Linked DNA regions of Homo sapiens: region 1 is linked to region 2. A link is a loop called in an ENCODE intact Hi-C map of the cell type or tissue named here. Cell type or tissue: B cell. All regions are shown on one strand. Links, peaks and the distances in the headings refer to the core of each region. The heading gives the core; the rest is flanking DNA. Region 1 overlaps XRCC1 (X-ray repair cross complementing 1). Region 2 holds the start of ZNF428 (zinc finger protein 428).

The links. A loop is a pair of places that touch in the nucleus more often than their neighbours do. Peaks named below come from ENCODE experiments on the same cell type or tissue, not always from the same donor. Only the 100,000 strongest peaks of a DNase experiment are listed, where the experiment ranks them.
Region 1: a loop joins it to region 2, with 8 times the contacts of the local background. A loop is called at or near these places in 15 of 110 quality-filtered maps.

The regions. Positions count from the first base shown.
Region 1 is chr19:43,559,963-43,565,328 of GRCh38, forward strand. It overlaps XRCC1 (X-ray repair cross complementing 1), which reads right to left. Exons shown (of 17, transcript NM_006297.3): 3 at 948-1,058. Among named protein-coding and RNA genes, the nearest start is that of XRCC1, 13 kb to the right of the region's middle. RefSeq lists an enhancer at 3,123-3,623. In B cell, for the core only: no CTCF peak of the experiment used is centred there; DNase peaks (open chromatin) are centred at 2,469, 2,979, 3,949, 4,309 and 2 weaker places; H3K4me3 peaks cover 896 bases; H3K27ac peaks cover 4,821 bases.
Region 2 is chr19:43,616,836-43,622,201 of GRCh38, forward strand. ZNF428 (zinc finger protein 428) reads right to left here and starts at 2,794. Exons shown (of 3, transcript NM_182498.4): 1 at 2,723-2,794. It overlaps LOC105372411 (a long non-coding RNA gene), which reads left to right and starts at 2,226. Exons shown (of 4, transcript XR_001753942.2): 1 at 2,226-2,797. RefSeq lists an enhancer at 2,153-2,803 and a silencer at 2,608-2,847. In B cell, for the core only: no CTCF peak of the experiment used is centred there; DNase peaks (open chromatin) are centred at 2,836 and 3,206; H3K4me3 peaks cover 1,872 bases; H3K27ac peaks cover 2,064 bases.

The DNA.
Region 1 (5,366 bases), core at 79-5,078, 57 kb before region 2:
CCTGGCTACTTGGGAGGCTGAGGTGGGAGAATCACTTGAACCTCAGAGGCAGAAGTTGCAGTGAGCTGAGAACACGCCACTGTACTCCAGCCTGGGCAACGGAAATGAAACCCTGTCTCAAAAAAAAATGAACAAAAGAAAAAGAAGGCCAGGCGCAGTGGCTCACGCCTGTAATCCCAGCACTTTGGGAGGCTGAGGCGGGCAGATGACGAGGTCAGGAGTTCGAGACCAGCCTGGCCAATATGGTGAAACCCCGTCTCTACTAAAAATACAAAAAAAAAAAGTTAGCCGGGCGTGGTGGTGGGCACCTGTAGTCCCAGCAACTCGGGAGGCTGAGGCAGAAGAATAGCTTGAACCCGGGAGGCAGAGGTTGCAAGGAGCTGAGATCGCGCCAGTGCACTCACTCCAGCCTGGGCGACAGAGCGAGACTCCGTCTCAAAAAAAAAAAAAGAAAAAGAAAAAAAGAAGGCAAGAGAGTCAGAGTTGGAGAAGTAACAATGGAAGTGGAAGCAGGCGTTAGAGTGACAGGAGTGCTGGCTTTGATGAAGGAAGGGTCACAAGCTGAGGAGGGCAGATGGACTCTAGAAGCTGAAATAGGCAAGGAAATGGATTCTCCCCTAGAGCCTCCAGAAGGAACAGGGCTCTGCCTACACCTAGATTTTAGCCCAGTGAGAGTGATTTCAGACTTCTGACCTCCAGAACAGTCGAATAATACATTTGTGTCATTTTAAGCCATGATCCAAACTTGCTCTCTTCCCTGATGTGCAGTTTACCGCCCTGTGTCTGCCTTCTGTCTCCTCCGTACACTGGGTGATCCTCCAGAGGGCAGCAATCAGGTGTGACTCACATCTGCCCCATGTCTTCCCAGCCCCAGCCCCTGGGGGAGACGGTGATGCGAGCATGAGGGGCAGAGGTCAGTATGGGATCCATCTCATAGCCCTGCTTACCTCATAGTCTTGCTCCCCAGCGCCTCCAGCTGAACTGCCCACCAGCACCTCCACGAAAGCTGAGCCATCATTCCCAATGTCCACACTGTGTATCTGCTCCTCCTTCTCCAACTGTGGGCAGAGAGAGAGGCCACTGTCAGTGCCTGCTCTGCCTCTGGGCTCACTGTGGGACCTCAGGATGAATCTCCTTTGGATCACCATGTCCCTGTAATGTCAATTCTGTGAGGGGGCACACCAGGGTTGAATGGTGCCATGTGTCCCCTCCATGCAGCACAGGGTATGGCATGGAGCAGAAACTCACAAAATAGTCACTGAATGAATGCATACGCGCCCACCTCACACATACCTGCTTCCCTGACCTCTCCAGACTCCACCAGGTCAGCTTATCACACACTGCCATAGAGCTCTCCTTGATAAGCACTTGCCAGAGTTATAACTTTATTCAAATCATCATGCAGACAAACAGCACATGTCACCCCTCACCCACAATCGCAGAGGACTCCAGGAAACCTCCCTGAGGGCAGGGGCTTTGTCCGATCTTGCTCACCGCTGGTTCCTGGGTTTGAATCCCAGCTGTGCTGCACACTAGCTGTATGACCATACCAGTTAACCTTTTGGAGCCTCAGTTTTCTCATCTGTAAAATGGGAATGACCACCATATCTAGGATCATGCACATAAATAATGGCCACAGGGCATGGCGAAGAGTAGGCAATTATCTGCTGTCAGTCAGGAGGTATTATTAGTCAGTGCTAGACAACTATTTGTTGAAAGAAGAAAAGAGCTACCTATAGGAGGGCTCATCTCAAAGGATCTGCCATTCCTGTCTGACAGATGAAGATGCAGAAAGCCGTGCGGGCCATGCGGGCACGGGAGGCAGTTAGGTTGAGGCAAGTGTCCTGCCTTCCAGTTTGGGGCTCTTTTATTAGGATCCTAGAATGACGCATTATTACAACTCTCAAAGGTACCTGGGCCAGGTGCAGTGGCTCAAGCCTGTAAATCCAGCACTCTGCGAGGCCAAGGCAGTGGACCACTTGAGGCCAGCCTGGCCAACATGGCAAAACCCCTTCTCTACTAAAAATATAAAATATAGCCGGGCATGGTGACACATGCCTGTAGTCCCAGCTCTTCAAGAGGCTGAGGCACAAGAATCTCTTGAACCTAGGAGGCAGAGGTTTCAGTAAGCAGAGATCATGCCACTGCACTCCAGCCTGGGTGACAGAGCGAGACTCTGTCACAAAAAAAAAAAAAAAAAAAACCAAGGTACCTAGTCCACCCTACACTGCCCTCTCCCACCCCTGGTGATGACAGATGCTCCAATCTGCTCTGTTGCCTCCCTGTCAGATCATCTAGACATCACCTGCACACTGCTATCAACAGGAACACCACTGTATGGAAGGAGGGAGCCTGGACTTGGGGTGAGGTAGGCCTGGGCTCAAATACAGCAATGCCATTTCCAACCTGCACAACCTTGGGTGACGTATTCAACGTCTCTGTGAGGCAGTTTCCTCACATGCAAAAAGGGAAGATGGTCATTAACAACCCTCCCTCCTTGGCCAGGCGCAGTGGCTCACGTCTCTATAACCAGCACTTTGGGAGGCTGGGGTGGGAGGATCACTTGAGGCTGGGAGTTCAAGACCAGCCTGGGCAACATAGCCAGACCTTGTCTCTACAAAAATTACAAAAATTAGCAAGGCATGGTGGCACATACCTGTGGTCCCAGCTACTCAGGAGGCTGAGGAAGGAGGATCGCGTGAGCCTGGGGAGGTCAAGGCTGCAGTGAGTCATGTTCGCATCACTGTACTCTGGGCGACAGAGTGATGAGACCTTGTCTTCAAAAAAAAACTTACCCTCCCTCTGAAGGAAGTTGAGATGACACAGAATTAACAACTATAACCACAACTGCGGCCAACATCCGAGTGCACTGAGCGCTCCTGGTGTGCCAGACTCCTGCTAATAATACATGTATCTACTCTCCTGCAATGGCTCTGCCAGGCAGTTGCTATAATTATCTCCATCTTACACATGAGCAAACGGAGGCAGGAAGTGGTTATGTAACTTCACAGCTGGTGGGTGGCAAAGCCGGACCGGAACCCAGGCAGGCTGGCAACAGTCCACGCGTGCTCCTCCATCACACCACTGACGTGCTAGAGGAGGAAGATGGTGCTGGAGGAAGGGCCTGCCTAAGGCTGAGGCCGGCAGACCTCCTGCTGACTCCCCTGCCTCCACCGCCATTCCCAGCCCTGGGCCCTGGGCAGTGTACAGTGCTGCCTGGGCTCATGAGATGTCCCAGTCTGGGCCAGGTGTGGTGGCTCACACCCGTAATACCAGCACTTTGGGAGGCTGAGACAGGTGAATCGCTTGAGGTCAGGAGTTTGAGACTAGCCTGGCCAACATGGTGAAACCCTGTCTCTACTAAAAATATGAAAATTAAAATTAGCCGGGCATGGTGGTGAGCGCCTGTAATCCCAGATACTGGGGAGGCTGAGGCAGGAGAATCACTTGAACCCGGGAGGCAGAGGTTGCAGTGAGCCGAGATTGTGCCACTGCACTCCAGCTTGGGCGATGGAGTGAGACTCTGTCTCAAAAACAACAACAACAACAAAAACAACAATAACAAGAAGTCCCAGTCTGACTGCTCCCCAGGCCAGGCTTGGTGACTTTCCACCAGCCACAACGGCCTCCCTTCTGTGCCAAGAACAGTCTGGCTCCTTCCCACCTCAGGGCCTCTGCACCTGCCAATCCCCCTGCCTAGACCACTCTTCCCTCAAACATATCCATAGCTGGGTAAAAGTTTGCCTTCTGTGCTTCAGGTGCCCACTCAGATGTCACTTCAGACCATAAGTAACCTACCTCGCCCCCTACCTGGTGCCACTCTCTATCTCCCTACCCGACTTTACTTTTCTTCATGATTACTGCCTGGTGTTACACAGTTACATCTTTTTTGTTTGTATTTGTCTAGCATCTGTCTCTCCCGCCAGACTTTTAAGCTCCACAAGAGCAAGGACAGTATCGTCTGAGTTGTTCCCTACTGTGTCCCCAAGGCCAAGAACAGTGTCTGGTCCTTCCCAGCTCTGCTGATTTCCTGCTGTGTGATCCTGGAGCAAATGGTTTCATTTCACCCCTTGTGCCTCAGTTTTCGAACCTATGAAATGGGGACAATAACAACGTCTATCTCATAAAGTTGTTGAGAACATTCAAATCCATACCAAGAATGAGAAATAACATACCAAGTGCCTGGAATACTGCCTGGCACCGAGCAAACACTACATAAATGTCAGCTGCGAATATCATTAACACAGCAGGCCTCTACTGCATTCCCAATGGATGTACAGACAGACGCAGAACAGGCGCCCAGCAACCGTTTGCAGAAGTTACTACTCAAGAGTTATTAAGCAGTAACTCTGGCTCTGTCCTCCCTTACCAAGTGGCCCTGTTGAGCCCCTTCTCTGCTGCTTGCCTGGGTGTCCCATCTGTCACAAGAGGATCATCATGGCTAACATTTTCGGATTCTCACCATGTGCCAGGTGCTTGGTGTATGAGTTTCCTGTTACTGTTGTACAAATTAGCACAAACTTTGTGGCTAAAAACACAAATTTGGCCAGGCGCAGTGGCTCACGCCTGTAATCCCAGAACTTTGGGAGACTGAGGCAGGCGGATCACCTGAGGTAGGGAGTTCGAGACCAGCCTGACCAAAATGCAGAAACTCCGTCTCTACTAAAAATACAAAATTAGCCAGGCGTGGTGGCGCATGCCTGTAATCCCAGCTACTCAGGAGGCTGAGGCAGGAGAATTGCTTAAACCGGGGGGGCGGAGGTTGCAGTGAGCCGAGATCACACCACTGCACTCCAGCCTGGGCAAGAAGAGCGAAACTCCGTCTCAAAAAAACAAAAAAAAAACACACAAATTTAATATCTTACAGATCTGGAGGTCAAAAGTCTGAAACTCGGCCTTACAGGGCTAAAATCTAGATGCGGCAGGGCTGCATTCCTTCCTTCCGGGAGCACTAGAGGAGAACGTGTCTCCTTGCATCTTCGGCTTCTCGAGGCCACCTGCCTTCCTTGGCTCACAGTCCCTTCCTCGTCTTCAAAGCTGCTGAAAGCGCTGGCATCACTCCAGGCTCTGCTTGCATCTTCACAGCTCTGGTTCCAGCTCTCTTGCCTCCCTCTTTCCCTTATAAGGCCTCTGGGGGTTACGTGAGGCCCACCAGATAATCCAGGGCACTCTCCCCATCTCAAGATCCTTAATTTAATCAAACCCACAGAGCTCCTTTGGCCATTAAAATATTTCCAGGTTCTGGGGATGAGGACATGAACATCTTTTGAGCACCACTGTTCTGTCCACCACACTTGGCTAAGCATGGGCCGGGCATCACTGAAGCCTCAAAACCACTTTAAATAGAAGGGTCTGTTACGACTCCA
Region 2 (5,366 bases), core at 184-5,183:
GAGTCTCACTTTGTTGCCCAGGCTGGAGTACAGTAGCGCGATCTCAGCTCACTGCAACCTCTACCCTGCATCAGCCTCCCTAGTAGCTGGGATTACAGGCAGCCACCACCACCATGCCCGGCTAATTTTTTGGTATTTTTAGTAGAGACAGGGTTTCATTATGTCAGCCAGGCTGGTCTCAAACTCCTGACCTCAGGTGATCCATTTACCTTGGCCTCCCAGAGTGCTGGGATTACAGGCAAGAGCCACCACGCCCAGCCCTCCTTCCCCCTTTTTGGCCTGGAGAACTCCTTTTCACCCTTCAAAGCCCACCACAAACATAAGAACCTCTATACTTCTTGCCCGCTGAAATACTGCCTCTGCCAGGAAGCCTTCTGTGACTTCTCTCTCTCCCTCTTCACCAACGGACCGCCCCCGCCCCCCACCAACCCCACCACACACACACACCACTACTGTCTTCCACTGTACTCCCTGACAGTAGAGAACCAAGCAGGGCCAGTTGATGCAGCCTCAGCTATATCTCTTACATGCCAAGGCCCATGCACTGGGGATACAATGGTGGAAAATACATGGTCCCTTCAAAGTCTGGATGTCAAGTTTAATGCTGGGGACTAAAGAGAAAAGCTTCAGATTGAAACCTGGAGGTGGCTGGGGCAAAGGACCATTGGCATCATTGGCAGGGCAACTTCCTAAAGAAAGCACCTAAATCTTGGCTTTTAAAGACAGATTTCATAATTGGCAGAGGAGAATTCTAATGATACCCTATTGCCTACAGGGCCCCATCTAATTTGGGAATTCTACTTTATACCAAGATAAGATTGCCAGATTTAGCAAATAAAAACAGAAGACATCCAATTAATTTTTTTGTTTGTTTTTGGGTTTTTGTTGCGGAGATGGTGTCTCACTATGTTGCGAAGGCTGCTGTCAAATTCCTGGCTCAAACAATCCTCCTGCCTTGGCCTCCCACTTCCCAAAGTGCTGGGATTACAGGCATGAGCTACCACACCTGGCCCTTATTTATTTATTTATTTAATTTTCTTTTTTGGGACGGAGTGTCACTCTGTCGCCCAGGTTGGAGCGCAGTAGCGCGATCTCGGCTCACTGCAACCTCTGCCTCCTGGGTTCAAGCGATTATCCTGCCCCAGCCTCCCAAGTAGCTGGGACTACAGGCGCGTGCCACCATGCCCGGCTTTTTTTTTTTTTTTTTTTTTTTTTTTGAGACGGAGTCTTGCTCTGTCGCCCAGGCTGGAGTGCAGTGGCACGATCTCGGCTCACTGCAAGCTCCGCCTCCTGGGTTCACGCCATTCTCCTGCCTCAGCCTTCCGAGTAGCTGGGACTACAGGCGCCTGCCACCACGCCCGACTATTTTTTGTATTTTTAGTAGAGATGGGGTTTCACCGTGTTAGCCAGGATGATCTCGATCTCCTGACCTCGTGATCCACCCGCCTCGGCCTCCCAAAGTGCTGGGATTACAGGCGTGAGCCACCGCGCCCAGCCTACTTATTTATATTTTTTAAGAGACAGGGTCTCGCTCAGTTGCCCAGGCTGGAGTGCAGTAGGGTGATCTGTAGGAAAGGGGCTTCCAGGCCTTAACTCATGTACTCCCCCATAACCAGGTTGGGAGGTTAGCTCACTGTAACCTCAAACTCCTGTGCTCAAGGTACCCTACTAGCCCCTAGGAGAGCAGCTGGGACTACAGGTATGCGCCACCATGCCAGGCTTAATTTTTACTTTTTTTTTTTTTTTTTTTTTTTGTAGAGACGGGGGTCTCACTATATTGCCCAGGCTGGTCTTGAACTCCTGGTCTCAAGCGATCCTCCTGCCTTAGCCTCCCAAAGTATTGGTATCACTGCAACTAGCCCAAAGAATTAATATAGCTATGTTCCATGTGATATTTGGGACATACTTTTCTAAAAGGTTGTATCTTTTGGATATAATTGTTTATCTGAAATTCAAATTTAACTAGACATTGTATATTTTATACGGCAACCACACACCTGGGACAATCAAGACATTCCCTGAAGTTACCAGGAGACAATGCCCATCAGCCTACACTTTTCCAAGCCCACGTCACACAAGGCCCCTTCCAGAGTATTCCAGACGTCAGGTAGGGCCATCCCTTGGTTCACAAGTCCCACTCCTACCACGCCTATGGCAGCCAAACTGAAAGGCAAACACAGTGCTGGAGACCCCACAATGCCCTGGGCCTATAGCAGTCAATTCCCAAGATGCCCCGCGTGAACACAATAGGCACCCGTTCCAATGCTCGAGCAAAGAGACCAGGGCAAAACCTTCCACTACGGGACAATAACGGCCAGTTCCCACAATTCGTTGTGGCAGTTCTTCCCAGGATGCCTTAGGCCTATAGCGACCACCTTCCCAGACTCCCCGTGTGGAAGCGCTCCAAGCCTCCAGGACGGTCAGCGGCAGGTGTGGGATAAAAGGAACCGGTCTCGACAAGGATCTGGGACACTCTTTCCCAGGATGCACCAGGCCTACGACTAGCGGACCGACTCCCACAGCGCTTCAAGGCGGAGCGCTCGGTTCTCCCAGGATGCCCCAGGGCGGCACAAACGCGTAGGGGGAGAAAAAGAAGCCCTCGGGTCACCACGGCCCCAGACCGCCGGCTCCCCGGTGACGGGAGTCGTCGCTCCCATCATGCAGCGGGGCCGTAGCGCCCGCTTCCCGGCATGCCTCGCGCACCCCTGCCCGGGACACTCACCGGCGCCGGCGGCCCCCGCTCCGGCTCTGCGGCGGCGGCTGCACGCCCAGCCTCTGCGCCTGCGTCGCAAGTAGGGTAGGACAGCGCGCAGGGGGCGTGAAGAGCCTAGGGCGCTTGCGCGGCGAGACGGACTAGTCCTGTAGCGCTGTGGGAAGAGGGGCTATGCGCGTCGGGCCGTCGACGAGACCCGCGCGGGGGGCGCCGTGCTTTGCCCCTCGCTGCCTGGGTTTACTTGGTACAGCCCGCGGCCCAAAGGAACAAGAAGCTGAAGGGTTCGCGCGTGCGTGTGCGGGGCAGGAACGCGCCTTACAAAACTGGGATGCGCTGGGGGTGGAGGGCGCTAGTTCGGACTGGATCCTGGGCCCGAGGCCTGCTTATTTGCATAATCCTAGCGCGGGACAATGAAAGGCCTCCCGCACTGGAAGGAGTGATTTGCATATTCCCCGGAGGGGCCTTACTCCAGAGCGCAGTGATTAGCATATGGCGGGGGCAACCTGAGCAAAGCGCATGCGCGCAGGGACTGCAGACTGACGCGAAGTGGGTAGCCTTGTCTTCGTAGGGGATCAGTTTGCATCCTGAGAGAGGGCACGAGGGCCAGGACCCCTCCCAACCAGGATAAAGGTTTATTGATCTCCTAGGTGTCAGGCCCCATGCTGGCGGATTCTGTGGTTTCTGCAGTGAACCATACTCCTGTACTCACGGCACCCCAGTCGAAGGAGATACGCACCTAATTAGACAACTACTACCCAGAAGGTCAGACCTGGAGTGAGGAACACAGGGGGCTGTGGGAGCCTAAGAGGCGCTTGCCCCGGCCTCTGGTTCTAGAAAGACTTCCAGGAGGTGGTGATCCTTAAGCCAAGTACGAATAGGAGCCAACTAGAATGGGAATGGGTCTGGCAGAATGAACTGCAAGCGCCAAGGCCCAGAGGCCAAAAAAAAAAAAAAAAAAATAGAAGCGCATGTTTTGATTGAGGAAGCAAGAGCAGCTTAGTATGCCTAGAACCTAACTGGAGACGGGAAATGGTTCTATAGACGATGTTAGAGTTCAACTATGGCTACATTCCAGTCTTCCTGTAAGTGACTTTGTCACATTCTGGCTTAAAACTCCCCCAAAGGGATCCCATTAGGAAAAAAAAAAAATCCAAAAATCTTTATCATGGCCTCAGGGCTATACACCTGGTCTGGCCGTGCTTATCTTTCTGACCCCACCTACTTCCTCCTCCCTCCATTTCTGTCCAGCTCCACCTTACCCCAAACTCTTTACCAGCTCGGGCCTCTGCTCTTGCCGTTCCCTCCGCCTGAAAATGCTTTTCCCTCTGACCTTTGAATACCTACTCTTGTGCTCACCATTCATATCTTGGTACAGATGTCAATCTGAGAGGCTTTTCCTGATCTCTCCATAATAGCACTTACACATTTGACTGGAGTTATGGATAAATCGGGATTGGCCATGAGTTGGTGGTGGTTGTAACTGGCATGAAGAGTACATGGGGCTGGGCGCGGTGGCTCACGCCCGTAATCCCAGCACTTTGGGAGGCCGAGGCTGGTGTATCACCTGAGGTCAGGAGCTTGAGACCAGCCTGGGCAACATGGTGAAACCCTGCCTCTATTAAAACTACAAAAATTAGCCAGGGGTTATGGGGGGTGCCTGTAATCCTTGCTACTTGGGAGGCTGAGGCACGAAGATCACTTGAACCCTGGAGGCAGAGGTTGCATTGAGTCGAGATTGAGCCACTGCACTCCAGCCTGGGCCACCCAGCGAGACTCTGGGTCTCGCCTGTAATCCCAGCACTTTGGGAGGCCGAGGCGGGCGGATCACGTCAGAAGATCGAGACCATCCTGGCCATCCTAGACCATTTCTACTAAAAATACAAAAAAAAAAAAAAAAAAATTAGCCGGGCGTGGTGGCAGGCGCCTGTAGTCCCAGCTACTCGGGAGGCTGAGGCAGGAGAATGGCGTGAACACGGGAGGCGGAGCTTGCAGTGATCCGAGATGGCGCTACTGCACTCCAGCCTGGGCGACAGAGCGAGACTTGGTCTCAAAAAAAAGAGTACATGGGACGTTATTGTCCTGTCTACTCCTGTGGGTTTGAAGTTTTCCATAATGACAATGGCATACCACATCACCATACTCTGCATTTATATTAATAGTTCTTATCACAATCTGAACTTTCTTTGCTTCCTTGTTTTGAGTGTTTTCCTCATGAAAGCTTCATGAGGGTAAGAATGGAGTCGCCCTTTTTCACTTTGGGTTCTCAATGCTTAGAGCAGGATCAGATTTCAGATTAGTGTAGCGCTGTCTTTAACACTTAACATTTGCCTGTTTTATTCACCATGGACTCTAGAACTTTGAGCAGCACCTGGCACATCGTAAGAGGTTATTTTTTAAAGTTAGAATAATACATCTAAAATGTACATGAATGAATGAGAGGCCTGGGATGCCAGACTAAAGAGCTTTGACTTGGTCTAAAGGTGATGGGGAGCTAGGCAAAGGTTTTGAGAGTTTAACTTTAATTCAAAGTTCCCTTGGAGACTAATGTCTGGGGTAGGGGGAAGCCAGGGTAAGGGTCCGGGCCATGGAATGGGGTAGCTCAGTCGCTATCAAAAAGACAAGACTGTGACTATTTGGCTGAAGAAATGGCCAA